Regions from separate parts of the Mus musculus genome. Here regions 1, 2, 4, 5, 6 and 7 are each linked to region 3. A link is a loop called in an ENCODE intact Hi-C map of the cell type or tissue named here. Cell type or tissue: heart. All regions are shown on one strand. Region 1 overlaps Zdhhc20 (zinc finger, DHHC domain containing 20). Region 2 overlaps Zdhhc20 (zinc finger, DHHC domain containing 20). Region 3 has its middle 21 kb from the start of Zdhhc20. Region 4 holds the start of Ska3 (spindle and kinetochore associated complex subunit 3). Region 5 overlaps Ska3 (spindle and kinetochore associated complex subunit 3). Region 6 overlaps Cryl1 (crystallin, lambda 1). Region 7 has its middle 15 kb from the start of Xpo4.

Evidence for each region. Hi-C counts contacts between places; a loop is a spot of excess contacts. Peaks named below come from ENCODE experiments on the same cell type or tissue, not always from the same donor. Only the 100,000 strongest peaks of a DNase experiment are listed, where the experiment ranks them.
Region 1: a loop joins it to region 3, with 2.2 times the contacts of the local background. A loop is called at or near these places in 8 of 42 quality-filtered maps.
Region 2: it touches region 3 in a loop (2.5-fold over the local background); 4 of 42 quality-filtered maps call a loop at or near these places.
Region 4: a loop joins it to region 3, with 4 times the contacts of the local background. A loop is called at or near these places in 13 of 42 quality-filtered maps.
Region 5: a loop joins it to region 3, with 7 times the contacts of the local background. A loop is called at or near these places in 12 of 42 quality-filtered maps.
Region 6: a loop joins it to region 3, with 2.5 times the contacts of the local background. A loop is called at or near these places in 7 of 42 quality-filtered maps.
Region 7: a loop joins it to region 3, with 5 times the contacts of the local background. A loop is called at or near these places in 35 of 42 quality-filtered maps.

What each region holds. Positions count from the first base shown.
Region 1 is chr14:57,853,911-57,857,910 of GRCm38, reverse strand. Zdhhc20 (zinc finger, DHHC domain containing 20) reads left to right here. Exons shown (of 13, transcript NM_029492.5): 6 at 251-283; 7 at 1,181-1,301. Among named protein-coding and RNA genes, the nearest start is that of Mrpl57, 30 kb to the right of the region's middle. In heart, a CTCF peak has its summit at 1,678 (motif pointing right); no DNase peak of the experiment used is centred here.
Region 2 is chr14:57,842,575-57,846,574 of GRCm38, reverse strand. Zdhhc20 (zinc finger, DHHC domain containing 20) reads left to right here. Exons shown (of 13, transcript NM_029492.5): 9 at 3,261-3,387. Among named protein-coding and RNA genes, the nearest start is that of Mrpl57, 18 kb to the right of the region's middle. In heart, a CTCF peak has its summit at 2,493 (motif pointing left); no DNase peak of the experiment used is centred here.
Region 3 is chr14:57,909,219-57,913,218 of GRCm38, reverse strand. No RefSeq gene overlaps it. Among named protein-coding and RNA genes, the nearest start is that of Zdhhc20, 21 kb to the right of the region's middle. In heart, a CTCF peak has its summit at 2,445 (motif pointing right); a DNase peak (open chromatin) is centred at 2,528; H3K4me3 peaks cover 655 bases; H3K27ac peaks cover 566 bases.
Region 4 is chr14:57,824,236-57,828,235 of GRCm38, reverse strand. Ska3 (spindle and kinetochore associated complex subunit 3) reads left to right here and starts at 2,073. Exons shown (of 9, transcript NM_198605.3): 1 at 2,073-2,226. The coding sequence starts at 2,124. It overlaps Mrpl57 (mitochondrial ribosomal protein L57), which reads right to left and starts at 1,997. Exons shown (of 2, transcript NM_026401.2): 1 at 1,914-1,997; 2 at 1-1,727. The coding sequence starts at 1,719. The coding sequence ends at 1,411. In heart, a CTCF peak has its summit at 1,631; a DNase peak (open chromatin) is centred at 2,035; H3K4me3 peaks cover 2,646 bases; H3K27ac peaks cover 1,815 bases.
Region 5 is chr14:57,806,966-57,810,965 of GRCm38, reverse strand. It overlaps Ska3 (spindle and kinetochore associated complex subunit 3), which reads left to right. Exons shown (of 9, transcript NM_198605.3): 7 at 823-1,023; 8 at 2,888-2,991; 9 at 3,435-4,000. The coding sequence ends at 2,989. Among named protein-coding and RNA genes, the nearest start is that of Mir3077, 11 kb to the right of the region's middle. In heart, a CTCF peak has its summit at 2,187; no DNase peak of the experiment used is centred here.
Region 6 is chr14:57,370,315-57,374,314 of GRCm38, reverse strand. The region is part of intron 2 of Cryl1 (crystallin, lambda 1); the gene reads left to right. Among named protein-coding and RNA genes, the nearest start is that of Gm41161, 4.8 kb to the left of the region's middle. In heart, a CTCF peak has its summit at 1,757 (motif pointing left); no DNase peak of the experiment used is centred here.
Region 7 is chr14:57,678,248-57,682,247 of GRCm38, reverse strand. No RefSeq gene overlaps it. Among named protein-coding and RNA genes, the nearest start is that of Xpo4, 15 kb to the right of the region's middle. In heart, CTCF peaks have their summits at 1,885 (motif pointing right) and 2,112 (motif pointing left); a DNase peak (open chromatin) is centred at 2,127.

The DNA of each region.
Region 1 (4,000 bases), 55 kb after region 3:
ATCCCCACATCTGAATAATAAGATGTCATTGGTCTGGTCCAGTGAGCTAGATGCACTGGACTGACTTCACAGTGTAAAAACCTTGTGACTGTTTACCCGTGGAGGTGCTTACAGAATCTCAAAAGTTACCTGATGTTTCTAGGTTGCCTCATAAGATTTAGTTATAAGGGAATATTTTTAAATTCAGTAAAATAATGAGAAACTAGAATCACAATTTTTCTGTATGAATTTTCGTATGCTTGCTTCCTAGATGTGTTCTTAAGATGGATCATCACTGTCCATGGTATGTATGAAAAATAGTAGACATTGCCTAAACCAAGGGGGCCAGGGTTGGGCATCAGAAGCAGGAATTGAAAATGATTTTTTTTTTCTTAGTAATCCCTTTTTTAAAATCTCGTGATGCTGTTTTTTAACTCCAGAGTCCCAGCACATTCTAAGCACGTGCTCTGTACAACTGAAACCAACCATACACCCAGCTCTAATATTCCTATATTTGATTCAGTTCAATTATTTATATTTGAGCTCAATTAAATTACTAATATATACATAAACATACACACATGTATATATAATAGGGATCTATATTTTTTTCTTTAAAAATACCTTCTGATAAATACATAATTCAGATGTTGATATGTTAAAAGTTAACATTAGAGTTGCAAAATTTATATGTTAATTTAAAACATATCCATAGTTAAGGTAGTGTGTTTTCTACTTTTTGTTTGTTTGGTTGGTTTTAGTTTTGGTTTTTCGAGACAGGGTTTCTCTGTGTAGCCCTGGCTGTCCTGGAACTCACTTTGTAGACCAGGTGGCCTCGAACTCAAAAATCCACTGCCTCTGCCTCCTGAGTGCTGGGATTAAAGGCGTGTGCCACCATGCTGGGCTTTGTTTTCTATTTCTTACTTGACCTATTGCCAAGTAATGATGACATAAAGCTTTCTGGTCCTCTTTTTCCTTCCTATGACTAAAAGGCAGACATTAATCTACTGTCTTAGCCATGTCTGTGAGGTTAGTAACATCAAGTATATTCCTACTTCTGTAAGCTGCCAGAATTTCCACATCTCACAGATGAGACAGCTTCAAACGTCCTTCTCCCACAAGCCTGAGACCACATTTGCATTCTGATTCTGTGCTTATGCTTTGTCTTCTTTTTATAATGTTACTTTCTGTATTCTTCCAGGGTGAATAACTGTGTGGGATTTACTAATTACAAATTCTTCATGCTGTTTTTGTTGTATTCTCTACTATATTGCCTTTTTGTGGCTGCAACAGTTTTAGAGTATTTTATAAAATTTTGGACGGTAAGTCTTTTTTTTTTGTCTTAAACATATGTAAAAGATATGTATTTGAAAGAGTCACTTAGTACTTTTTATAAGTAGATCAGATTAGATTTTATAATGGTGCAGTCAGGACTATACTTTCCTTCATATAAATTGCATGTGTACTTGTAAATACGTGTTTATTTCATAGACTACAGGTGTCTCTGTGATGCAGATTGCCAAAAGAGCTGTTTTAAAGAGGTCACTACTTTCACTTGACTTGATAAGGCTCAGAATGATATCCTTGGGCCAGACTAATACTTGCTTCCTGTTTGCATACTTTTTAAAAAAGATTTATTTATTTATTTATTTATTATAAGTACTAAGTACACTGTAGCTATCTTCAGACTCACCAGAAGAGGGCATCAGATCTCATTACAGATGGTTGTGAGCCACCATGTGGTTGCTGGGATTTGAACTCAGGACCTTCAGAAGAATAGTCAGTGCTCTTAGCTGCTGAGCCATCTCTCCAGCCCTTTTTCTCAGAATTTAAAAAAAGATTTATTTTTATTTTGTGCATTTGGATGCTTTGCCATATACATAGATGCACCAGGTATGTGCCTGATTCCAGCAGAGGCCAGAGCAGGGTGTCAGATCCTCTGGAAGTAGAGTTACAGGAGATTGTGAGCTGACATGTATGTTCTGGGAGTTAAACCTGGGTCCTCTTCAGGAGCAGCCAGGCTCTTAAACAGCTGAAATGTCTCTCCAACCCCAACTTCTCAGATTTTTTAAAAATAGCAAGTAGTTGAAAATAATCAAATGTTTTAACAACAAGGGACTAAAGTTTGATTTATCTGTGAGAGGAAAGCATACAGAAACAAGCACCCAGTAGGGCGGTAACCGGGAGTGACCTCTGGACTATGCTGTGAACAAGGAACAAGGCATACGGGAGTGCAAATAGTATGTGATGGTGTCTGGGGAAAAGTAACCTGTGAGTGTGTCCTGGCCTCTCTGGAAATGTTAGAGAGCTGCTGACAGTGCTCTCTGCTCAGAAGGGCCGACAGGAGAAGAGACCTGCTGATTCTTGTTCTCTTAGGAGTGTTAGGTACCATTGCAAATGCTTATCTATTCAGAATATGTGATCAAGTTAAAACCTTTTTAATTTGTAAATTTATATTCTTGAGGGGAAAATAACTACAAAAGTGTAAAAAGAACTCTATCTTAGAAGTAGTTATTAATAACATTTTCTTGGTATTTGATTTTTATATGTTTATGTGCTATTGATATAATTTAGAAGTAACTTTAAAATATATATTCTACCCTTTCATTAAATCTTTAAATATCTGGATATACTTCATCTATTTTGCCCCCTGGTGTCATCATTCCCATTAAATATAGGCTCAGTCCTTACTGTCACACTGCTGAACCCAGTATCCAACCTTCAGTTGGTAATTACTCTGAGTTCTTGTAGAAGCAGGCAGATCTATATAACTATATATTCTTATAATTTAAACTCTATGAAGGCAAGAAATTTTTTCCTTTTCATCAGTAGAACATCTAGGATGTTACCTGGCACCCAACACAATAGGTGTTTAATAAATGTTTGCTGAATAGTAAAATAGCCAAAGGAAGTTAGCTTAGGTTGCTCTTTCAATTGTGAAATCTGGAATAATACTAACTGCACAGAAGTGATAGGTTAAATTAATGTAAACATGTTCCAAATGAAAAGCATCCAGTAGATGTCTGTCTGTCTGTCTGTGTGATGGTCTTAAATTAGCCAATCTAATCTAGAACTCACCATGTAACCTAAGCAGGCAGTCCTCCTGCCTCAGCCTTTGGTTTTATTTTTCTCATTGTATGTCTCAACCTATTCCTGTCCTAACCATGTCTGTGTCCTGATGCCATGTTTTTATACTCCTTTTTTAAAGTGTAGCTACCGCCTGTTGACTTACAATCAGAGTACTTAACTTTGTTAACTCTGCACATGTAAGACTGTGCTTATTATTCATAGCCATATCTTTTTATGAGCTCGATCTTTTGTCTACTTTTTCTGATTAGTTTTATTTTCAAGATTTATTATGTGTATAGTCTTCTGGCTGCATGTACACCTGCAGGCAAGAAGAGATATCAGATCTCATTACAGATGGTTGTGAGCCACCATGTGGTTACTAGGAATTGAACTCAGGACCTCTAGAAGAGCAGCCAGTACTCTTAACCTCTGAGCCATCTCTCCAGCTCCTTTCTGATAGGTCTTTGTTTCCATAGAAAAGATACTGATCTTTATTCATGATCTTGGTATAGATGAGACTTTCTTTAGTAAAATATAGACATCTCCAGCGATAAAAACAAAGTTCATAATTTAGGCAGCACTAAAATTGGCACAGTTTCTCCTACCAGGAGCCACTGTGCATCTATAGACCTGTACTCTGTTGGCTGAGACAGGTTTGCCTGGGCCCAGGCTGTAGACAGCTTTTGCCACATAGCACAGCAAAATCTCCTGGGTGAAAGGCAGCCACAGTGTTCATGCCTATCGTAGTCAGGGTTTCTATTCCTGGACAAAACATCATGACCAAGTAGCAAGTTGGGGAGGAAAGGGTTTATTCAGCTTACATCTCCAAACCACTGTTCGTTGCTAAAGGAAGTCAGGACTGTAACTCAAGCAGGTCAGGAAGCAGGAGCTGATGCAGAGGCCATGGAGGGATGTTTCTTACTGGCTTGCTTCCCCTGGCTTGCTCAGCCTG
Region 2 (4,000 bases), 67 kb after region 3:
GCATACTCCTGTGTATTCTTGACCCCACAGACACAGCCTGACTGGCATATGTTCTAAAGGTTGACTTAGAATTTCTGTTGCTGTGAAGAGACACCATGACCACAGCAACTTTTATAAAGGAAAACATGAAATTGGGGCTAGTTTACAGTTTCAGAGATTTAGTTCGTTATTGTTTTAGCAGAAAGCATGGCGGCGCATAGGCAGACATAGCTGAGAATTCTATGCCTGGATTGGAAGAGAGAACAACACTGGGCCTACTCTGAGCCTCTGAGACCTTAAAGCCTGCCCTCTGTGAAAAACTTTCCCTAAGACCACACTTCCAACAGTGCCATACCCTGTGAGTCTGTGGGGGCCATTTTCATTGAACCACTACTATACATCTTCCATTTTTGTTTCATTTTTTGGTGAAATTTAGTACATATGGTATTTTTGTTGCTGCATTTTTTCTTTTCCTTTTTTTCTAATTTTTAAAATAAAAGTACAAAGCTGGAGTGATGGCTGATAGGTAATGGTGTCTGCTGTGTGCCGTGCTTGGTGATGATCTGAGTTCAGTCTGAAGAACACACATGAGAGAGGAAAAGAGAGCCGACTCCCACCAATTGTCCTCTGACCTCCACATGTGTTCAGTGACGTGTGTGTGTGTGTGTGTGTGTGTGTGTGTGAGTGTGTGACTGTGTGTGTGTGAGAGAGAGAGAGAGAGAGAGAGAGAGAGAGAGAAACCAGTTTATGTCATGAGTTAGCCTATGTGCATATACTTCCAAAATTATAGAAATAAGCACTGTTTCAAAGAGTATCATTAATTCCAATCCAATGTAATATAATCTGATATTTTTGTATAGTCTAGTTCAGCCACAGTGAGATCAAGGCCAGGCTAAGACTGTCAGAAACAAAAAAAACAAAGATGACCTAACTGAGGGTAGAAACACTGGTGGTAAGGTCAGTCGGCCTCCTCCTCGGCTGTTTTCCTTAGAAATCTAGATTTTCTTTGGTGAGGGGAAGATGGGGTTGGATTTTCAAGACTGGGCTTCTCGTTGTAGCCCTGGTTGTCCTGGAACTCATTCTGTAGACCAGGCTGGCTTGAAAATCAGAGATCTACCTGCCTCTGCCTCCCAAGTGCTGGGACTAAAGGTGTGCGCCACCACCTGATTTTCTCTATTCTATTCTTACTATTTTGAGTCCTTCAGAGAAAAATGTTGAGAAGCCACAAGCAATCTCCCATCTTCTCACCTTTCTTGCCTTCTATACATATCTTTCCCACCCATGAGTGCCAGCCTTCCTGCAAGATTTATCTTAGAACTCTGTCTAAGACTCTGTCTTTTCCTCTAGATTGCCCTGCTTTTATTGGCTGTTCTATACTGTCAGTCTGGTTCCATCCTGTCAGCTTGTAAGATGCTGAAGGGCTTTGTCTTAAAAAACAAAGTACAGCTTTTCTTGTGATATCAGTATTTGCCTAGACCTCACTCTGGATCTCTTTACACTAAAGCTTGAAGCAGTGGTCTGTAATCTCCCTCTTTTGTCCCATTTTCTAAGCATTCTGAACTCCATTCCTCCCATCTTCACCTAAGCTACCCTTACCCCAGGACACACAGCCTCTGTCCTCCTACAAGACTGGCTGCCTTTACTTCTGTACTCACAAGGGCACAGGATTCTCAGTGCTTAGTAAATGTAGGTTTTGCTAGACTAGATTTGTAGAAATTCTACCTAATCCAAACAAATAAATCCAAGTACCTGTGTTGTTAGGAATATATAGGAAGTTCACCAATAAAGAGTGAACAAGTTCCCATTCTCCCGCTGCCTCTTCTGCATCAGACTCCATCAGACTCCTGAACCATACTGACAGGAGCATGTTATCCTCCGAGAGGCTCCACCCAGCAGCTGACTCAGACAGATACAGACATCCACAGCCAAACAGTGGAGGGAGCTTGGGGACTCTTATGGAAGAATAGGAGAAAGGATTGCCACCTCAAATTGGATAGGAACTCCACAGGAAGACAACAGAATCACCTAACCGGGGACTTTGGGGCTCTCAGAGTCTGAACTACCAACCAGAAAACATAGAGTTGGACCTAGGCCTCCCCGCTCATATGTAGATGTGCAGCTTGGTCTTCATGTGGGTCTTGAACAACTGAACTGGAATGGGGGCTCTCCCAAAAGCTGTTGCCTGCATGTGGGGTATGTTCTACTAGCTGGGCTGCCTTGCCTGGACTCAGTCAGAGAGGAAGTGCCCAGATCATAGACACTTGAAGTGTCAGGGTGGGGGAGATATCCAGCCCACCCATCCCCCTCAGAGTAGAAGGGAAGGAAGGATTGTGGGAGGGGGTGACTGGGAGGGGAGCAGTGAGCAGGATGTAAAATGAATAGGTTAAAAAAAAAAAAAAAGGTTAAGAGCACTGACTGCCCTTCTGAAGGTCCTGAGTTCAAATCCCAGCAACCACATGGTGGTTCACAACCACCCATAATGAGATCTGACGCCCTCTTCTGGTGTGTCTGAAGACCGCTACAGTATACTTAGATATAATAATAAATATTAAAAAAAATTTTTTTTTAAAGTCAACAAGTTCCAGTGCCTTAAAAATAAATTGAAATACAATAAATCAAGTGAAGTAAAATATCTTTACTAAAGGCTAGGTATCTAGCTCAGCGGGAGAGCACTTGACTGGCATGTGCAAGGGCTCAGTTCCTAGCACCATAAAATAGAATAAACCTAAAGTATAATGTTCAAGGACTGCTTTTTTCCAGACAGTGTATGGCTGGGCATGGCAGCCCACACCTTTAAGTTCAGCACTTGGGAGGCAGAAGCAGGTGCATTTTTGTAGGTTCAAGGCTAGCTTGGTCTACATAGTGGGTTCCAAGATAGCTAGAGCTACACAGAGAGACCCTAGTTATTTAGTTATTGATTTATTTATAAACAAATAAATGTAACTTAGGTAATTATTTGGGCCTTTCATTTTGGAGGGTTAAAATATATTTTCATCAAGTAAGTCAAATTTATCTTTTTTAAAGTAGATTTTATGTTAATTAACATAATTGTGTATATGCTGAGATATCTAGAATGTAACAATCAGATTGGGATAATTTGCCATTTCAGATGTTTATCATTCCTTGTTACTTCTGTTACCACAATGTTTATAGTTGTCTATGTCAAAAACATTGGCAAGAAGTTACTATTTCTCATTTCCTTCATAAGTTTAAATACACAAGATTTATTCATGTATGTATACATGCTTGAGTTTAGTTTTTTTTTTCCTTTTTTTAAACAGAATCATTTCGTGCACCTATGTTTTCTTATGGAATAGATGGAAATGGTTTCTCTCTTGGATGCAGTAAAAATTGGAGACAAGTCTTTGGTGATGAAAAGAAATATTGGCTAGTTCCAATATTCTCAAGGTAAGTTACAAAATGTAGGGCTCAGTGGTAGCCTCTGCCTCTAGATAAATATTTTAAGTATACATAAAATTATATATTTGCTTTTTTAAAAATTAGGTACAATAAGTATACATTTGAATGGAGAGTAGAAAAATAGAAATAACTTTTAAAAAGCTCTTCAAAATGAAATTAAATCACTTTTAGGGATATATGTTTTTATAGATTACAGAACAGAAATAAAGTGTGTGTATAGGTGTTCTCTCTTTTTTTTTTCTCTTTTTTGGGGCGCAGGGGGCGTTTGAGACAGGGTTTCTCTGTGTAGCCCTGGCTGTCCTGGAACTCACTCTGTAGACCAGGCTGGCCTCAAACTCGGAAATCCACCTGCATCTGCCTCTCAAGTTCTGGGATTAAAGGCGTGCACCACCACTGCCCAGCTCTCTCTTTTTTTAAAGGTTTGTTTTATGTATGGGTACTCTATCTGCATGTACACCTGCGTGCCAGAAAAGGGCACCAGATCTCAATCTAGATGGTTGTGAGCCACTATGTGGTTGCTGGGGAATAAACTCAGGACCCCTGGAGGAGTTCTCTAACCTCAGAGCCATCTCTCCAGACCTTTTCTTTTTAAAATATGAGG
Region 3 (4,000 bases):
AAAAAAAAAAAAAAGCAACACTTCGAATAAGTATACCATAGGATAAAATGCATCTAATACCTCACTACAAAATGGATACTGAAGAGAAAATGAAATAGCTAAGAATGCTTTTAAAACTAATACAAATCAATTGCAATGATAATAATAATAACCTGCCAGGCAGTGGTGGCACATGCCTTTAATCCCAGCACTTGGGAGGCGGAAGCAGGGGAATTTCTGAGTTTGAGTCCAGCCTGGTCTACAAAGTGAGTTCCAGGACAGCCAGGGCTACACAGAGAAACCCTGTCTCAAAAAAAAAAAAAAAAAAAAAAAAAAAAAAAAAACAAATAATAATAATAATAAAATAACATGTAACCAGGAGTTCAGGCACAATTCTATTGGAAGTGTTCCCCAGATAAATTAACATTTCTGAAACACTCTTGGGGGACTGACCTTTAGAATATGTAACAACTTGGTAGAAAAACAAGCAAAGAGGCTGGGCACAGTCAGAGGCTTCTATAACTCCAGCTATGTGGGAAGCTGGGGGGAAGATACACTTGTGTTCAAGGGTTTGAGGCACACCTGGGCAAAAGTGAGATTCTATGTGGGAAAGGAAAAGGGAGGGGAGAAACAAGGAGAAGCAGAGGGAATGGTGGGGGGGGATAGAAACGGGAGGAGCAAAAGGAGGGGGAGGAGCAGAAGGAGGGGAGGAGCAGAAGGAGGGGAAAGAGCAGAAGGAGAGGGAGGAGCAGAAGGAGGGGAGGAGCAGAAGGAGGGGAGGAGCAGAAGGAGGGGGAGGAGCAGAAGGAGGGGAGGAGCAGAAGGAGGGGAGGAGCAGAAGAAGGGGGAGGAGCAGAAGGAGGGGGAGGAGCAGAAGGAGGGGAAGGAGCAGAAGGAGGGGAGGAGCAGAAGGAGGGGAGGAGTAGAAGGAGGGGGAGGAGCAGAAAGAGGGGGAGGAGCAGAAGGAGGGGAGGAGCAGAAGGAGGGGGAGGAGCAGAAGGAGGGGAGGAGCAGAAGGAGGGGGAGGGACAGAAAGAGGGGAAGGAGCAGAAGGAGGGGAGGAGCAGAAGGAGGGGAGGAGCAGAAGGAGGGGGAGGAGCAGAAGGAGGGGGAGGAGCAGAAGGAGGGGAGGAGCAGAAGGAGGGGGAGGGACAGAAAGAGGGGAAGGAGCAGAAGGAGGGGAGGAGCAGAAGGAGGGGAGGAGCAGAAGGAGGGAGAAGAGGGAAGAAGCAGCTGATGACTGCATTCACCTTGAGAGGGGAGAGAGCACAAAGATTGGCCTGAGTCCCCAAGAAAGCTCTGAGCAGTATACAAATTAAGACAAGACACCAACCCATACTTACCAGATTGGCAAAAAGTAGGATGTGATCTAGGAGTGTTAGCATGGACTCAGGAAACAAGATCCCTGTGTCTGCTGGCTACACACTGACAATCTTAAGGAAACTTAGAGCAAGCCTGCCTCCTGGCCAAATGTCCCCAGAGAAACATGCTAACGGTCAGAGGGTGGCTCCAAGGGCTTCCTGTCAGGACTGCCTGCACCAGTGTCCACCACTAAAGAAATAAATTGTGCCAAGGAAGATGGCACTGAGTTAGAACTGAACAGCAGGAATATAAGTCCATGTAGTAAGCTGAAGACGCAGGGGGTGAGACCTAGACCGACCACAGTTTATGTAAATCAGCAACTAGAGCTACTGACGTGGCCCAGCAGATAAAGGTGCTTGCCACCAAGCCTGACCATCTGAGTTCAAGCCCTGGAACCCACCTGGTGGGAGGATAGAATACGGTCCTACAAGTTGTCCTCTGACTGCCACATACATGTGCACTATGGATCTCTTTGAGTTCAAGGCCATCCTGGCCTACATAGAGAGCTCCAAGACAGCCAGGGCTACATAAAGAAACCCTGTCTCCAATAAATAAAACTTCAAGAGCCTATGAGATAGTTCAGTGACTAAAGGCACTTGCTGTCAAGGCTGATGACCTGATTTCAGTCCTCGGGACCCACATATTGGAAAGAAAGAACTTGACTCCCAAAAGTTGCCTTGTAATCTCCACATGGCCCTCGCACCCATAAATAAGTAAAAATAAATACATAAATAAAATCTTAATTTAAATTACTTTTTAATGTAGGCACATTAAGAATCATCATAAGAAAGAATACATGTTCTCAAAATGTGGAGTTCAAATTGACAGTACAACCTCAGCCGGGCGTTGGTGGCGCACGCCTTTAATTCCAGCACTCTGGCGGATTTCTGAGTTCGAGGCCAGCCTGGTCTGCAGAGTGGGTTCCAGGACAGCCAGGGCTATACAGAGAAACCCTGTCTCGAAAAAAAAAGAGAGAGAGCGTGACACAGTACAACCTCGTCAGCACCGTAGGATAATTGAGACAAAAAGAGAAAAGTGATCGCAGTCTCAGTGCGGACGCTTTCAAAGAAATAGAATTCAACACGAAAGTCCCACAAGATGGCGCCCTTGCATCCCAAAACCATGCCCAGGCACCCGCACGGAAGAAGGTAGGAGCAAGGCAAGGACTGTCTCAAAGGCCAGTCTGAAAGAAAACACTGCAGGCAGCATGAACTGCCACGCCCTGGTGAGTATTCAGAAGACTGCGCCTGCTGCCCGCTGGTTGGCGACGGGCTGTATTTGAAGAGGAAGGAAATGAAGCCCGGGGCAGTTCCTTCCGAGTCTTCACCACCAGAGCTTTTCTGATGGCGGTGTGCCTTTGTTTTGGTGGAATCGATCCTCCTTCCACGAGAGTGAAGTGAGAGATGACGTTTTTTTGCTTACAGCATTCGGGTTTGCAGAGGATTTGTGAGAAGTATTTGATGGTGAGAAAAACACTAATTCTAAGGCCCAGAAAAAGACAAACTATGACTATTTTCTCCTCAAATATATTGAGTCATAATTTTATCAACTATCATTACAGCATCATTTCAGAGACTAAAATCTGGAAATCACATAAATATCCAGCACCATGAAGAGGGATAAGTAGATTATATGATTGAATTCTTGGCGACCACTTCAAGTGTGAGAGGGTATGCTGGGCTAGTCTTCTGTTAACTTGACACAAGCTTGAGTCACCTGAAAGAAGGGAGCCGCAATTGAGAAAATGCCTCCTTAAGATCCAGCTTTAAGGGTGTTTTGTCAATTAATGATCATGGAGGAGTATCAGGCCCATGTGTGTGGTGCTGTCCCTGGGCAGGTGATCCTGGGTTCTATAAGAAAGCAGACTGAGAAGTCAGTAAGCAGAACCCTCCATGGCCTCTGCATCAGCTCCTGCCTCCAGGTTCCTGCCCTGTCTGAGTTCCAAACCTGACATCCTTTGGTGACGAACAGCAGTGTGGAAGTATAAGCTGAATAAACCCTTTCCTCCCCAGCTTGCTTTTGGTCATGGTGTTTCATTGCAGCAATAGAAACCCTAATTAAGACAGTGTATAAATTAAGTTGCAGGATCCTGCAGATGGAAAAGGGATTGTCTCACTGTTCCAGCCTCCTTTTTCCATACACACTGGGCTCTATGATGCTAGGCAGCGACCTGGGGATGCTGGTTGCCTTTACCTGCTGGCTGGCAGCATCCTGACCTCTGCCCACAGTGAGCAGTACAAGGGAGGCTTCAAGCCTGGGGTTGGAAAACAAGCCCTGTGATATCTCCAGTCTCGGCCTGCATCCCTGCATCATCCCTGCAGTACCAGTCTCTGGCTGCTTTTTTTTTTTTTTTTTTTTTTTTTTTTTTTTTTTGGCAAGCCTAGAACCAACTCCATTGTTTGTGCTCTCCGAAGCCCCACTAGCCTTTTCCTCTGGGCATCCTTTCCTAATCGCGTAGGACTGACTGTTCCTTCAAGCCTCTAGACTACAATAACTCCAACCTCTTGCCTTTATGCTCAGGCCGTGAACATGATAGTTGCTTCCAGCAGGGATTTCTCTGTGTTACTCCAGTGCTCTCTCTGGTTAAAATTCCCTAATACCTATTTCAAACACTTCTTTTTCTTTAATCAAATTTTCTGTTATGCTTTTTAAATTAATT
Region 4 (4,000 bases), 85 kb after region 3:
TCAGGAGGATCAATTCAGTCCATAAGTTCAACAACCTACACAGACCTACTCAAAAAAGTTGTGTGCACAGGTGGTGGTGGTACACACCTTTATTCCAGCACTTAAGAGGCAAGAGGAAGGCAGTTCTCTATGAGTTTGAGGCCAGCCTGGTCTACAGAGTGAGTCTGACAACATCTAGGGCCACACAGAGAAAACCTGTCTTGAAAAACAAACCAACAACATTAAAAAAAAAAACAAAAAACCAAAAACGGTGTTTTTAAACAAACTTTAAAAAAAAATTGCACTGTTTGTATCCATTTAGGAGTTCCAGGCTAAGGTGGGCAATATAGACGAGCTCAAAAAACCAAACAAACAGAAATTTTCCTGTTAACAGTTCTAGTAAACATCTTTACTTCACACGTCCACTCACAGAATCCAAATTCTAAAAGAAAACACTCTTCTTTTGGGAAATGGTCTCATCTATCTCAGGCTGGCCTCAAATTTGCATGGAAGTTGACCTAACACTTCAGATCCTACTTCCACTTACAGAATGCTGTGAAATCAAAGGCAGGCTCTATTCTAGAGCAGTGGTTCTCAACCTCCCTTACACTCTTTAATACAGTTCCTCATGTTGTGGTGACTCCAACCATAACATTATTTTCATTGTTACTTCACAACTGTAATTTTGCTGTTATCATAATACAAATCTCTGATACTCAGCCTCATGAAAGGGTTCTGCAACCACCACAAGGGGTCATGCCCAACAGGTTGAGAATGGCTATCCTAGACAGAAAGTAAGAAAACACCCCTTGTACAACAAAGCTCTAGCCAAGTACCTCAGCCTTAAGACTCATCAGTTTGTAGTTTTACAGCATTTAAATCTAAAAGGTGCAAGGTATGGTGGCACTTGCCTTTAGTCACAGCACTTGGGAGGCAGAGGCCAGTAGATCTCGGAGGTCAAGGCCAGCCTAGCCTATACAGCAAGTTCTATGGCTATATAGTGAGACAAACAAAAAAAAAAAAAACCCCACATTTTACAGAAGGGCAGGGAACCATGCCTGTAATTCCAGTAGCTAGGCACAGGGAGGGCTGCTGCAAGCTTTAGGCCAGAAAAAATAAAAAACAACCCTGAAAATAGACCGATTATGCACATATGGAGCCTCAAACAGTCTCTTTTGGCCTTCTGAGTCTAGGTCTTACTAACTACATCAGCAAAGATTTTCCTGCCTCCACCTCTTAATGTTGGGATTACAGGTGTGAAACAAACGCCTAGGTAGGGTCCCAAGTATTCCGTATGAGACAACTATTAATCAATCATGTTTGCTTTAATAAGATACTGGTCGAAGGGGTCACACTGGTACATAAATTACATTTTCTCAGCTCCAGGACCAAGTAAGGATAGAGCAGTCCGGTATCCATAATCTTGAAGGGTTAGGACCATTTCTTCGAGATGTTGAGATGGTCTAGCTGGTCTGCAATGTATCTATGCTTAGGGAACTTGGAAGTGGCCGCTGCCTTGATGGCTTCAAAAGCCTGGGCCCGTCGCTCCGCGGCGTGGCCGCACTCCTGCTCTGCTGTCATGTAGGGCATGCTGAGCCAGTAGTGGTTCTCGGCCTCCACCTCCAGGCGACGGATCATGCTCTCCTTCGCTTGGAAAGACACGGTACGCGGCCGCCGGTGCTTCCCGATCCACTGCCTGCCCGGAATGCGGCCGCGGAGGAGGACAGCGGTGAGGAACATGGTGCCTCCTGAGGAAATGACACGAAAGCCGCGGTCGCTGAGCCCCGGACCCGGGAAGCGAGCAACCGGCGTGCCAAGCTTGCGCCCACATCCCGCGGCCGAATCCAGAGCACGCTCGGCCTCTCGCCGGAAGTGAGTGGCCGGGAGCCGACTACACTGCAGGATATGGGGGTGGGGGCTCCCCGAAAACCCACCTCGCGTACCAACCGGCCCGGGACACGCTCCCCTCGGCGCTCCGCGTCCCCCGACCGATGCGGCGGCGCGCTGCTTCCGGTCTCTCTGGGGCCCTGATGCTAGAGTTCCGCTCTCGCGAGAGACGCCTTCTGCGCCTGCGCAGGATTCAAATGTGTAGCGCGTTCGTTCGAGGGGACTGGAGGTCAGCAGTCGGCTCGGCGGCCCTCAGCATGAACCCCATCCAGAGTTTCCACTGTAAGCTGCGGGGTCTGGCCACCACGCTGGACAGCGAGACGGCCCGGCTGCTGAGAGCGCTGGACGGCGAGGACAGCGGTGAGTGGGCGCGGGCGGGAGAGTGCGGTTCTCAGCGGGCGGTGTCGTCCAAGGGGCGTAGCTGATCTGTGATGGAAACTGTGCGGACAAATTCTCCTTGTGGCCGCAGGCGAGCGGGTGGTTGGGTGTTTGTTAACAACATCCAGTGGCAACTGTATTAAGACGCACTAAAACCCTGTTTTCTGTACGTGTAAAGTCATTTCGTCTCACTCGAATGGGCCCCTATTGAAGCAAGCATCTGCATTTTCTCCACTAACACTCTATTTGAAGTACAAATACTCGGCACTGCTGTTTTTTTGTTTGTTTTAAGATTTGTTTATATATGTATATGAATGCTCTATTTGCGTGGATGCAGGCACGACAGAAAAGGGCAGCAGATCCCATTATACATGGTCGTGAGCCACCTTGTAGTTGCTGGGAATTGAACTTAGGACCTCCAGAATTGGAGCCAGTATTCTTAGCCACTGAGCCATCTCTCCCGCCTCTTGTTTTATTTTTTAATAATAAAATTAAACATCATTTCTAACTTGTACTAGAGATTTTTTTCTTTTTTCTTTTTTCTTTTTTTTTTTTTTCGAGACAGGGTTTCTCTGTGTAGCCCTGGCTGTCCTGGACCTCACTTTGTAGACCAGGCTGGCCTCGAACTCGGAAATCCGCCTGCCTCTGCCTCCCGAGTGCTGGGATTAAAGGTGTGCGCCACCAAGCCCAGCCTGAGATTTTTTTAAAAAGTTGCAAGGTCACGGAGTGGCGTCCGCCATGAATCCCAACACTCAAGAAGCTGAAGGAGGTAGATTTTTGCGAGTTCCAGGCTAGCACCTGACCAATCAACCAGGCTTAGTGAGACCCTGTCCAAAAAAAAAAAAAAAAAGAAAGAAAGAAAAAAAAGAAAAAAAATCGATGCAAAAGTAGTTCAGATTTTGAGATTATCATAAAATGTCATAAATGTAATCTGTCTCGCACCCAGTAGGTCGAATGTAGTGGCACTTGCCTTTAATCCCAGCACTCTAGAAGGCATAGGCTGGCAGATCTCTGAGTTTGAGGCCAGCTTGATCTACAAATCGAGTTCCAGGACATCCAGGGATATACAGGAAACCCCTGTTTTGAAAAACAGAAACAAAGCAAAAATTGCACCCCGTAGACACAGATTCCTCTTACTTATAACTAACTCTCCATTTGGAAATGTTTTGGAGACTATAAAAGTAACATGTACTGTAGGAAATTTCAAATACAGAAAAGTAAAAAGAGTATATGTATTTTCTATTTAATTCGTAACAGACATCACTTACTGTTGTAGCTTTTTTTTTGTAACTGTTCTTATTTTAGGGAATTAAAATATGCTTTATTTGTTTATGTTGTTGAGCTAATTCGGCATACTATACTAAAGTTCATTAGTATTTCAACTGTATAAAAGTTCTTTTCACCAAGTGTTTGTTAGTCTGTAGTCTCACTAAAACATTACCTCTGCACAAACTTCATTTACTTTTTGTTTATTTGTTTTACAAGAAAATGTTGTAATAATTCTTTAATAAGTAAAAAAAAAAAATACAGGGAGTATTGCCAGCGTCTTCACTTTCAAAACTGTTCTGACTAATTTTATGTCAATTTGGCACAGGCTGGAATGGTCTGAGAGTGGGGAGCCTCAGTTGAGAAAATGCCTTCATAAGGCTGGGCTGCAGACAAGCCTGGAGAGTATCCTCTTAATTAGTGAGTGATGTGGGTGGTGCCATCCCTGGGCTGGTGCCCATGGTTCCATACGTACAGGTTGAGCTCATAA
Region 5 (4,000 bases), 100 kb after region 3:
CTGCACATGCTGGCCATTTTCAGTTAATTTACATCTTTTGGTGCTGTGTGTGTGTGTGTGTTTGCTATGTTGTTTTTGAGAGAAAGGTCTCATGTAGCTCACCAGTGACCTTGCCCTTGCTCCTTAGCTGAGGATTGAGTGTGACCTCCTCACCCTCCTGCACACACCACACACCCACTTGTCGTGTTTCTGTTCCTGTGGAAGGCACCCTGTTGATGAGATATTCCTAACTCTGCTGTCTTCATTAACTTGAGACTTAGCACGAGTTAATGGACGCTCAGCCTACCTTGGATGTGGGATGGAGCGTGCATGTGTGCAGACAGTGTGCACGAATGTTCCGTTCTGAGCTGGCTTTCATGCCTAGCCAGGCTAGCCTTTCCTCCCATTGCTCCTGTACTCTCTACCTTAGCACCTAAAATCTGCACTGGTTTGAAACTTCCCATTGTAGAGATCACCCAAGTTTGGTAAAGTTCATTAAGTTGAAAGCACTAATCTTCCTTAGGCCTCAGATACCTGGTCCCTCAGTCCAGCTCTCCTGACTCAGGCTTGTGCTGCTGAGGTGGGGTGGGGAGTCTGTCTGTCCATCTTTGGAGCTCAGCCTCTGTTCTATTGAGTTGTTCCAGTTAACTTAGATTAGTAGTGAAGATAGAAGGTTGTCTTCTGCATATGGTTTTCTTGATTTGGGGAGCATTCAGTCAGGAAGATGGGATCATTCAGGGTCTGCCTTAGTAGACTCCCAACAGAACTAATTGAATTTAAGAAAAAAAATTATAACATTATTATTTTCTTACCATAATTTAATGATTCATTTTTATTCTGTAGGTATCTATAGATTATCCACTATCAAAGCCAAATAGTTCATCAACTGATTTGGAAATTAAAGATTGTGTTCCGTTAATTTTAAATTCAGATGAATGCTATCAGAGTTTTGCAGAGCCCCCTTCTTCAGCAATTACTTCTTGTGAAAATTTTGCAACACCATCTCCTCCGAAAGTTACTGCGATTCCAGAAGACATTCTCCAGGTCATTTTCTAGGTTTTTTTTTTCCTAATATTTTCAAAATTATATATCTGTGTTAGAAAACTGCAATCGCATATAAACTGTCATATTTGCCATCATGCTTTGGGTATTGAGAAAAACCTTAAGGCTTTCCTGAACCAGTCAGAAGTTTCTAACTTGGTGTTAGTAATATTACTCTCCTGGGGTACTTTGTCTTGTAGCTTGTTCTACAGTGTATTGTTTCTGTTAGTTTTTAATCTGTAGTTGCTATATTAGCTATCGTCCAATTAAAAGTGGGAGTGTCCTTTGCCCTATAATTCTCCATAGCAAGGTCTCATTAATAACACGTGCCTGCATTTCTCAAACTGTCAGTGTGCAGGCACATAGCATTGATTCACATAGTATTAAAATATTTGACTGTGGAGTATGGCACCACCAGCTAGTAGACACTACAAGAGGACTAGTCTGACTCTAGTCTGCTTTATAGTGTTGAGCAGTTAGTGCTGGGGTGCAGCGAAGTCCTGTGTGACTGGGGTGCCATGAGAGCAGTAAACTGTGAGACATCTATTTTTAATTGTGTGTATATTGTGGGTGTGTAGGTGTGTACCTTTGAATGCAGGTGCCTGAGTAGTCAGAAGAGGGAGGCAGAGCTAGCGTTAGAGGCAATAGTAAGCTGTCCAAAGTCGGAGCTGGGAACTGAACTCTGGTCCTCTGTAAGAGCTTAACTGCTATCTCCAGTCCCACCACCTGACTGCTTGCTTTCTTAGAGGAGAAAGTAGGTAAGGAGCCACCTGATTTATGAGCACATGTGGGGGTTACTACTTCCTGCTGGAGGGCTTCTTCCTATGAGGGTACGGAAACCTTGTCTTTGTCTTAGTGGTTGCTTCTTTTTAGGGGTGAAACACTGGGGCTTGTGTATGGTATAGAAGCACTTGGCCACTTTGTCACCTGCCCAGTCCCAGGGACACCTTACACTCAGTGTGCTCCTTCCAGTTTTTCCTTTCCATGTTTTAATTGTGTAAGTTTATTATACATGGTAATGTGTTATTATTATTATTATACATGGTAATGGTTTTCATGGTGACATTTTCATATATGTACATAATATATTCATGTTTACAGATATATGCAAACACCCATTTCCTTCTCTTGTTTCGCTATTGCAGATCTCCTTCCCCTTCCCAACAGCGCCCTCTGTCTTTATGTTGAGAGAGACTCTGAAGGAGAGATGAGCATGACTGAGGGCTTGTTTATGAGTGGCTATGCCACTGGCGTCAGGGCTTCACTCTCATTCACTGTGTCTCGGTTCCCAAGGAAGAGCTGGGGCCTGTGAGCCTCCCCGTCCATGAGGGTGCTCACTTGCTGTCTACAGTGCACAGACTCACAGCTGCTGCATATATTCTCTTCAGTGCATTGGGGAGTCTTCCTGTCTTTTTTTTTTTTTTTTTTTTTCATCCTCATCAAGACTTAACATGGCTCTCGGGATATTTCCATTAACTTCAGTAAATGTGTCTTTAGACTTTAGACATCAAACTTCCATATGAAGTTAAAATCTTATATATTTTTTTTACTATTCAATGTCTGTGTGAATTGCTGTTGTTTGTTTTTGTTTTTTTGTTTTTTCGAGACAGGGTTTCTCTGTATAACCCTGGCTGTCCTGGAACTCACTCTGTAGACCAGGCTGGCCTCAAACTCAGAAATCCGCCTGCCTCTGCCTCCCGAGTGCTGGGATTAAAGGCGTGCGCCACCATGCCCAGCTTGTTTTGTTTTGTTTTGTTTTTAAGTATTGTAAGTAACCCTTAAGTTCATGGCTTTTCTTGAATGTTTCTAACACCTTGCCTATTTGTCATTGACATGACCTGATAAAAAGAAATGTGTTTTGTTTTAGATGATAACAAAGCACAGCTCAAACCTAGCTTCTCCCTTGGATGTTAAAGTGATGCCACGGAGGAAGGGCACCCGAGGCGCTGCCAACAAGGAAAACTGGTAACGGTGAGTAAGAACACACCCGCAGACTGTGCCCGTGCCTGGGTTACCCAAGACATTTGACAAGTAGGGTGAGAGTGGTGGCCAGGTCCCATTCCCTTCACAGTGCCATAAACCGACCCTGGGATCCCACATTCCCAGATAATTATAAGTCTGCTTGTGCAATAATGAACCCACCACTCCTAACACCCTCCATTTGAAATTTAACTTTCATTATCAGTTCTTGAAGTAGTCTTAGTGTATAACTTTGGCTGGCCTGGAACTTGCTACATAGACCAGGCTGGCCTAAAATCACAGAGATCTGCCTGCCTGCTTTGGCAAATGTCGCCACATAGCTTTTTTTCTTTTATAGTGTGTGGGTGTGTAAAGTATAAAATACTTAGCTACGATGTTGCCTTCTGTTCTGATGTCTCTTAATTGTCCTTACTTGATTTTGTTTCTGTTTGTAGGAATTCTACAGTGGATACATCCAATACAGAAGCTAGACAGAACAGGAAAGTGAGCTGGACTAAGGTTCTCAGGATTATAACTGGTTAGCACAGACCAGTAGAAGTGGAGAGAGGGCTCCTGCTGGCAGTCAGTCTTCTTTCTCCCAGTCTCTCTTATTTCATTCTTACGGGAATGTTTCCGTTTCACCGCACTGTGGTGGCCTTTCCAGCTTGACCACCCAGCAGATCCCGATTCTACCTGGAAGATTCTGAACACCTACTCTGAGCCAGAAGCCTTGGGAACGTCTTGATTCTGGAACTATCTAATGGCCTTTGAGCCCAAGATCCTTCTGATCCAAGAACAGTTAGAAAGTAATTCTCCAAGTTCATGACAGTGCTACTTGGGAGAGCTTTGTGCTGCAGCCAGGTAGGGAATGAGGAGCTGGTGTTCTGAAGAGTCCAGCTACAATTTTGAGAAATAATTGGCAAATACCAGTTGACTGACTAGTTTTGGGAATTTCTTTCTCCCAATACAGGGTTTCTCTGTGTAGCTGTGGCAGTCCTGAAACTTACTCTGTAGACCAGGC
Region 6 (4,000 bases), 540 kb after region 3:
GGTATCACACAGAAGGAAGACTTGGGAAGAGGAGGGGGTGGTGTGCCAGTTGGAAAGACAGGAACCAGGGAGGGGGTTCTTTTTATAACATGTTCTCCTTTTTATAACTAGCCCACTCCTGCGAAACCTGTACCCATCACTTCATTTGCGTGGGACCTCACCTCCCAGGAGACCATGCCTACTAAAGGTCCTGCCACCTTTCATCACTATGAAAGTTTCCAGCCCATGAACCTTGTGGGACACATCCAAACTGTAGCAGTCTCCCTGTGTGTCTGACTGACTAGCAAGTGCCACTTTCATGAGCGTGCTGACACGGGACACTGCACTGTACATTCTGGTGAAATTGATTGTCCTAGGACTTAAGCAGAGCTTCTCTATTTCTCTGGTTTCTGAGCCCCAGAGGTGACACCAGCCTCTAAAGAGGACCCTTTTCAGAGCCCAAGAGGGAAGAATGGATGAGAAGACTCATTCCTGCCTGTCAGTCAGCCCCGTGGACTTCCTGTGGGCAGCTGAGGCTTTCTTGATTTTGGCAGCACGTCCAAGCTTAGATGACTCTGAGAGAGGGTTCCGGGTTCCCAGAGCTGGCTGGGTGGGTGGGTAGCAGGTGTGATGACTTGGTAGAAGGCCCTTGGCCAACTGCAGGTAGTCTTTGAGGGAAGGTCCTCGGGGTTTTAGAAAGCAGTGTGCTGGCAAAAAAGTCTGGTGTAACTCCTTGCGTTTAATTTTCAAGGGATGGTCATGCTCGCAGCAGCCTCATTTTCTTCCTGTCAATCAGTGGGCCAGGGCTCCAGCTTCCCATTGTCTTCACCTATTTAGACAGGTGACTTTTTTTTCTTGTGGTTGCTGGGATTTGAACTTAGGACCTTTGGAAGAGCAATCGGTGCTCTTAACCACTGAGCCATCTCTCCAGCCCTAGACAGGTGCCTTTTGTGTGGTTAAAAAAAGTGTCACTGTGTAGAGCAGGCTGTCCTAAACTTGCCACATAGGCCAGGCTGTCCTGGAACTCACAGAAGTCTGCCTGCTTCTGCCTTCTAAGTACTAGGATTAAAGACAAGAGTCCCTAGTTCCTAGTTGATGGCTTGTTTCTTTGTTTGTCAAGACAGGGTCTCCCTGTGTAGCCTTGGCTGTCCTGGAACTTCCTTTGTAGACCAGGCTGCCCTTGAACTCAGAGAGATCTGCCTGCTTCTGCCTCCCCAGTGCTGGAACTAAAGGTGTATGTCACCACTGCCCGGCCCTAGTTGATAATTTTTAATACAACATCTAAAATAGCAATAAGGGGTCAGTGAGATGGCTCAGTGGGTAAAGGTGGGGCCAGTGTTTGATTCCCGTTACTTGCATGGCAGAAGGAGAAAACAGATTTCAGCAATCTGTCTTCTGACCGCCATATGACCCAATGGGGCACACATGCACTGTGGCATGTATGTATATGCCCACACATGTACACACAAATGCTCACACACACACCAGATGAATGAATAAGTAACAGGTAAACAAATGTAAATTAAAACGATTTTTAAAAAAGTTTTAAAAATCCACCCTTATTTCACCTTATAGTGATAATTGTTTGCATATCCTTTCCCTTCTCAGTTTTCAGATTTTGTGACAGTCTCCTGTGTCCCACCCAGGTCTCAAACTTGCTGTGTATCTGAGGACAGTCCTGAACTAATCTGCTTTCCAAGTGTTGGGCCCACACCACAGGTGTCGCTGACAAACATTTTTATTCTGCATCATACATAGTGTTAGCCTGCCATCTAGCGGCTTGGGTTGATGAAAAGGTTCCAGCAGCTTGAAGGAGATAGATGCCTCTGAGCATATTTGGTAATTCCTTACAGGATGAAATGGATGGTCTTGAGCAGTCTAAGATGCCGTGTACAGGGCGTGCCTAGCATCAGGAGGCTCTGGGCTCTGTTCTCAGAACTGTAAAATAAACCAATAAAGGAAGATGCTGTCAGTTCAGTACAGGCTGGGTTGTGTGAGGTGGGGTCATGACTCGGAGCAAGTTTTCTATTATAGTCACTTAAGGATTGACGATCAGTGGCAGTTGGTGTGGGGAGTAGCAGTGGCATGCTTGGTATTCTTTCTACTTCTTTCTTCAGTTATAAGACACGGTCTCACTATGTAGCCCTGGCTGACTCTCTCACCTACTTGTTTTTGATGTCGGATACTTAATTTTTAAGTTTATTTTATTATTATTTTTTTAGTCAGGCTCTCATGCATCCCAGACTGGGCCGCAAGCTCACTATGTAGCTGAGAATGGTCTTGAATTCCCTGCTTGCCTTCCTATGTGCTGGAATCACAGGTGTGTCTACTACACCCTATTCATATTGTGCTGGGGCTTAAACCCAGGGCTTCGTGCACGCCAGGGGAGCGAGCACTCTACCACTGAGCTACCCAGCATCTCAGCTACCGAGGCTCTCGGTATTTCAGATACTTTTAACTGAGCAAAGTGAGTTTCTGTTTGGTAGCTCTACACAGTTCTTCAGACATATGAATTTTTTTTTTTTTTTTTAGTCTGGTTGTATTTCTGGGTTATGTGCTGGCTTCGTCCAGCTCTGTGGAATCCTTAGATATTGCTACTGATCAAATTTGCACAAATCATATTGCTAACTCAAAACTGAGTAATTCAGATGTGCCATGCATACATCCCCTCAGCCAGGAGGCCTGCCTAACCGTTGCCAGGCAAAACAGGCGCAGGGACCTCTGAGGTGACAGAGAATGGAGGTGCCTTTATTCCCTCTACTTGGAAGGACTGAATGTAAGACTGTGAGGGGGCAGGGGAGTCTGGAAGCGATCTCTACAGATGCATCACTGTGGCAGCAATGGGACATTGTTCAGGGGACACCTGAGCTGTGCTGTCCAATGATCACTCTGTTAACACACTGCAGCTCTTGGTTGTTTCACTGAGCTGGTCTTTTTCCGAAGTTTACCATCATGTGACTCCCTCTGGCTGGCTCTCTGTGCTGCTCCTGTCCTGTGTCCAGTGGGTGGGTTTCAGTGCAGACTGCTTGCTTGCCACTTGGCATGAGTTCCCTGAGATGAGAGGCCTGTAAGATCTGTCTTTAGGTCAGTTTATAGCTTATCCCTGAACATGGCTGTAGTTCTGTTTTATTTGTTTGTTTGTTTGTTTGTTTGTTCCCTTGGGGTGTCCAGGCACTGCCACACATTAGGTGGGGGAAGGATGGAGCGGAACCAAGTCCAGTGGTCTGCTTCTTCCCTTGAGATGTCAGGACCTGGGCTGGAGAGATGGCTCAGCCGTTAAAGGCTAGGCTCACAACCAAGAATATAAGAGATGTCAGGACCCGATGAACAGGTGGATCTGCAGGATCCTGGTCTGGCAGTGAGTGCTGTGGGGAGGGAGTCTCCTCTGAAGATTCCAGTGCTGCGGCTCTTCAGTGTTACAGCTCTTTTAGAAAACATTTCTCATAGACAGTCGTCAGTGAAACAGCTTGTGCACATACATTTTATTCTGGGTGATGTATGGGCTATGTATATAGAAGCCTTAGAGAGTGGGAAGGTGCACTTCTTAGGGTGATGTTTCATTGGCTGAGGTTGAAGGTTCTGGGGACACTTCATTTGCATGGAGAGGCATTCCATGAAGCTGGACCAAGGATCACATGACATTCCTCTGGCAGAAGATTTGGGGGTCAGATCAGGCAGAAAAAAGGAAGCCCTGCTAAGAAAAGGGAGTCCTTCATTTTGCGCAGAACTCAGGAAAGCTGTCCAGACATTGTAGACTACAATCATAGCCCATGGGTGCTCATGGGACGCGGCATGGCATGTCTGTTGGTGACTGTTGTGCTTTGACTATAAAATGCCCTCCACAGAGTCGTGTTTTAAATATTTGGTTCCCGTCTGGTGGCACCATTAGGCACACAAGCATATATACGCACTGTCTAAGTTAGGGTTCTATTGTTGTGAAGAGACACCATGACCATGGCAACTCTTATAAAGGAAAACATTTTTTGTGGCTGGCTTACAGTTCAGAGGTTTAGTCCATTAT
Region 7 (4,000 bases), 230 kb after region 3:
TAGATATTTTGTTTGTTTGTTTGTTTGTTTGTTTGGAAACAAGGTTTCTCTGTGTAGCCCTGGCTGTCCTGGAACTCACTCCGTAGACCAGGCTGGCCTCGAACTCAGAAATTCACCTGCCTCTGCCTCCCGAGTGCTGGGATTAAAGGCGTGCACCACCACGCCCGGCGCTGTGGACATTTTTAATCCCAATCCAGGGTTTCTACCCCGCTTTTGACCAGTTATTTCCTGATAAAAGATATACACAACCTTAGACTCAACAACTTTTTATTGAATTTTTGTGATTTTCCCATCATGCACCCCAACCCCACTCATCTCCCGGTCCCTGTGTATCTGTCCCCTGCCCTTATAATAAATAGGGAAATAAAATAAAATAGAATAAACAAACCTTGTCGTGGACGCTGCAGTGTGCCACAGTGTCACATGGTACATACGTCTGTCCACACTTCTTGTATGTGTTCACTGCAGAGTCACTGCAGAGTCACTGGTCTCTTTTGAGGCCTCTGGCTTCTGCTATACCTTAACACTGTCAAGTCTCGAATTGAGGGTCCAGAAATAAGCATCTGAATTGATAGCCTATTTATTTATTTATTTATTTATTTATTTATACAGCGCATGAACCCCTCGGCTTCGCTTGCTCTCCCATCTCTCCATCACACTTTCATCCATCCCAGTGGCACCGGCAGCAGGGTGTCACTGTCCTGGCTTCCACGGACTATTATTTTTAAAGTTTTCATTAGCAATATTAATTATATGTAATAATGGGTTTAATTATAACACTTTCATGGTGCATATAATGTATTTTTATCATGTTTACCTCTATTAACGCTTCTTTTTAAACAGGAAAGATTAAAAATAACAGAAAATCAATTTACCAGTTCAGAATATTGCTTACTCAACGTTCCACCTGGAACCTTGGATCCTGGCTCCATCTGAAGTACTTAAATAAATAAATAAATAAATAAATAAATAGGCTATCAATTCAGATGTTTATTTCTGGACCCTCAATTGTATATAAGTGTCCTTTTGCCACCTGTTCTTTTTGTCATTGTTTCAGGATTTTTTTTTCGGGGGGGGGGGAGTTGTTTATTATTGTCGATTTGGTATTTGTTTTTGTGTTTTGTTTTTTGTTGTTTGATTGGGGTTTGTTTTGTGTGTGTGTGTGTTGTTTCATTTTTGAGACAAGGTTTCACTCTGTAGTCCTGGCTGACCTGAAATTTACCATATAGAGGATCACCACTCCTATCTGCCTACCTTTTTTTTTTTTTTTTGAGATTGGGTCTCATTACTAGTTCTGGCTGAGGCTGTCCTGGAACCTGTTGTATAAACCAAACTAGGCTTGATTTCTTGGAGATCTGCCTGTCTCTTCTCTATCTACTTCTACTTAAAGCATTAGGTAACCCAGAGGCTCCACTTGAAGTCTGTGTTTTTAATCACACTCTGTTTAGATTTTGAGACAGGGTCCTTCTCTGAGCCTCTGACTTCTATCTGGAAGGATCCTTTTGTGTGTCTACCCTCCTCCATCAAATCCTGGGGCTGTAGGCTCATACCAAGGTGCCTGCCTTTCTACATGGATGCAAGGACCCTAACTTAGGTCCTTATTCCTATGCATCAAGTGCTTTACTAAGCCATCTTCACAGCCCTTACTGTACTCTCCTTTCTTTTTTTTTTTTTAAGATTTATTTATTTATTATTTACATGAGTACACTGTGGCTGTCTTCAGAAACACCAGACGAGGACATCAGATCCCAGATGGTTGAAAGCCACCATGTGGTTGCTAGGAATTGAACTAAGGACCTCTGGAAGATCAGTCAGCGCTCCTAACCGCTGAGCCATCTCTCTAGCCCCTTACTGTACTCTTTTTTTTTTTTTTTTAAGATTTATTATTATACATAAGTACACTGTAGCTGTTTTCAGATGCACCAGGAGAGGGCGTCAGATCTGTACTCTTAAAAAACAAACAAACAAAAAAAACCCTTTCCTTTTCCTGGATTTCATCCTCCCTTATCCAGTCAATTCATTGTTAAAGCCAGGGTGGGAAGTGGGAGGGTATTTGAGTTCTAGTGACTTGCCCAATAGGAAATGAAGCATCCAGAGTTAGTTCTTTCTAGAAATTGCTGGGAGTGGGCGCCACCTGGTGGCCAAGTCTATGTAATGAGGCAAATGCTTAGGGCTGCTGGACTGAAGTAATTTACAAAGTATCAAAACTGTTCAGTCAGTACACAGCTTGGTTTTTATTTTTTAGATATTTTCATTAGCATATAGTGACTATACAAAACAATGGGCTTTGGTGGAGCATGTGGCTCACACCTGCCATGTCAGTACTCAGAAAGCTGAGGCAAGAGATGGCTGCAAGTTCAAGTTCAGCCTTGGGGAATCCTGCAGAAGATGGAGAAGAAGGATTATAGGAGCCAGAGAGGTCAAGGACATCAGGAAAAACCTACGGAATCAACTAACCAGGGCCCAAAGGGGCTCTCAGAGACTGGCATGACAACCAGGGAGCCTGCATGGGACTGACCTAGGCCTCTGCACATGTGTAACAGTTGTGCATCTTGGTCTTCATAGGACACTGCTAACAGCAGGGGCAGGTGCTTTCTCTGACTCTACTGCCTAACTTTGGGACCCTTTCCTCCTACTGGGCTGCCTCTCTAGCCTCAATAGGAGAAGATGCACCTCATCTTATTGCAACTTGCTATGCCAGGCTAGTTGATATCAATGGGATGGGGAAGGGGGAAGGACTTGGAGGAGAGGCAACAGTAACCAGAGATTGGAGCACCCACCCAACAAAGACTAGACCAGAGATCGACATCAGGAAATACCTGAAATATCCTAACTCCAGATGCCTAGATCCCAGCGTGAAACCAGGAACATGAAAAGCCAACACAATATGCCTTCACCAAAAGCCAGTAACCCTATTCCAACAGGCCTTAAGAAAAGCACAAGACGGGGGCTGGCGAGATGGCTCAGTGGTTAAGAGCACCGACTGCTCTTCTGAAGGTCCTGAGTTCAAATCCCAGCAACCACGGTGGCTCACAACCATCTGTAACAAGATCTGACTCCCTCTTCTGGAGTGTCTGAGGACCGCTACAGTGAACTTACATATAATAAATAAATCTAAAAAAAGAAATGGCTTTTCTTATTAAAAAAAAAAAAAAAAAGAAAAGCACAAGACAAGGACTTCAAAATAGCAATCATGAATATGTTCAAGGACCTTAAGAGGAATAGATCCCTAGTGAAGTCTCTGAAAAGACAGTTGAATGAAATAAAACAATTCAAGACATAAAAGTTGAATTTAACGAAAAAAAAAAATAGAATCACTAAAGAAAACTGAAACCAGGGCTGGTGAGATGGCTCAGCAAGCCAGTAAGAGCACTGACTGCTTTTCAGAAGGTCCTGAGTTCAAATCCCAGCAACCACATGGTGGCTTACAACCACCCGTAATGAGATCCGATGCCCTCTTCTGATGCATCTGAAGACAGCTACAGTGTACTTATTTATAATAATAAATCTTTGGGACAGAGCAAATGGGGTTGACCAGAGTGAGCAGAGCTCCTAAATTCACTTCCCAACAACCACATGAAGGCTCACAACCATGTACAGTTACAGTATACTCATATACATAAATAAATAATCTTTAAAAAAAAGAAAAGAAAACTGAAACCAAAATAAAACTAGAAATGAAAGATTTAGGAAGTCAAACAAAATGCTCACGAGTAAATCTCACCAATGGACTATAAGATGGAGAGGCCAGGTATAGTAGTGTGTACCTTTAATCCCAGCATTCAGTAGGCAGAGGCAGGTAACTCTCTCTAAACTATAAGCCAGCCTAGTCTACATATGCAGTTCCAGGACAGCCAGGAGCAACATGGAGAAACCCTGTCTCAACAAACAAACAAACAAACAAACAAACAAACGAATTAAATGAGAACACAGCATTTCAAACCTCCCGGGACATAGTGAAGGTGGTCCTAAGAGGTAAACTCATATAGGACTACACCAA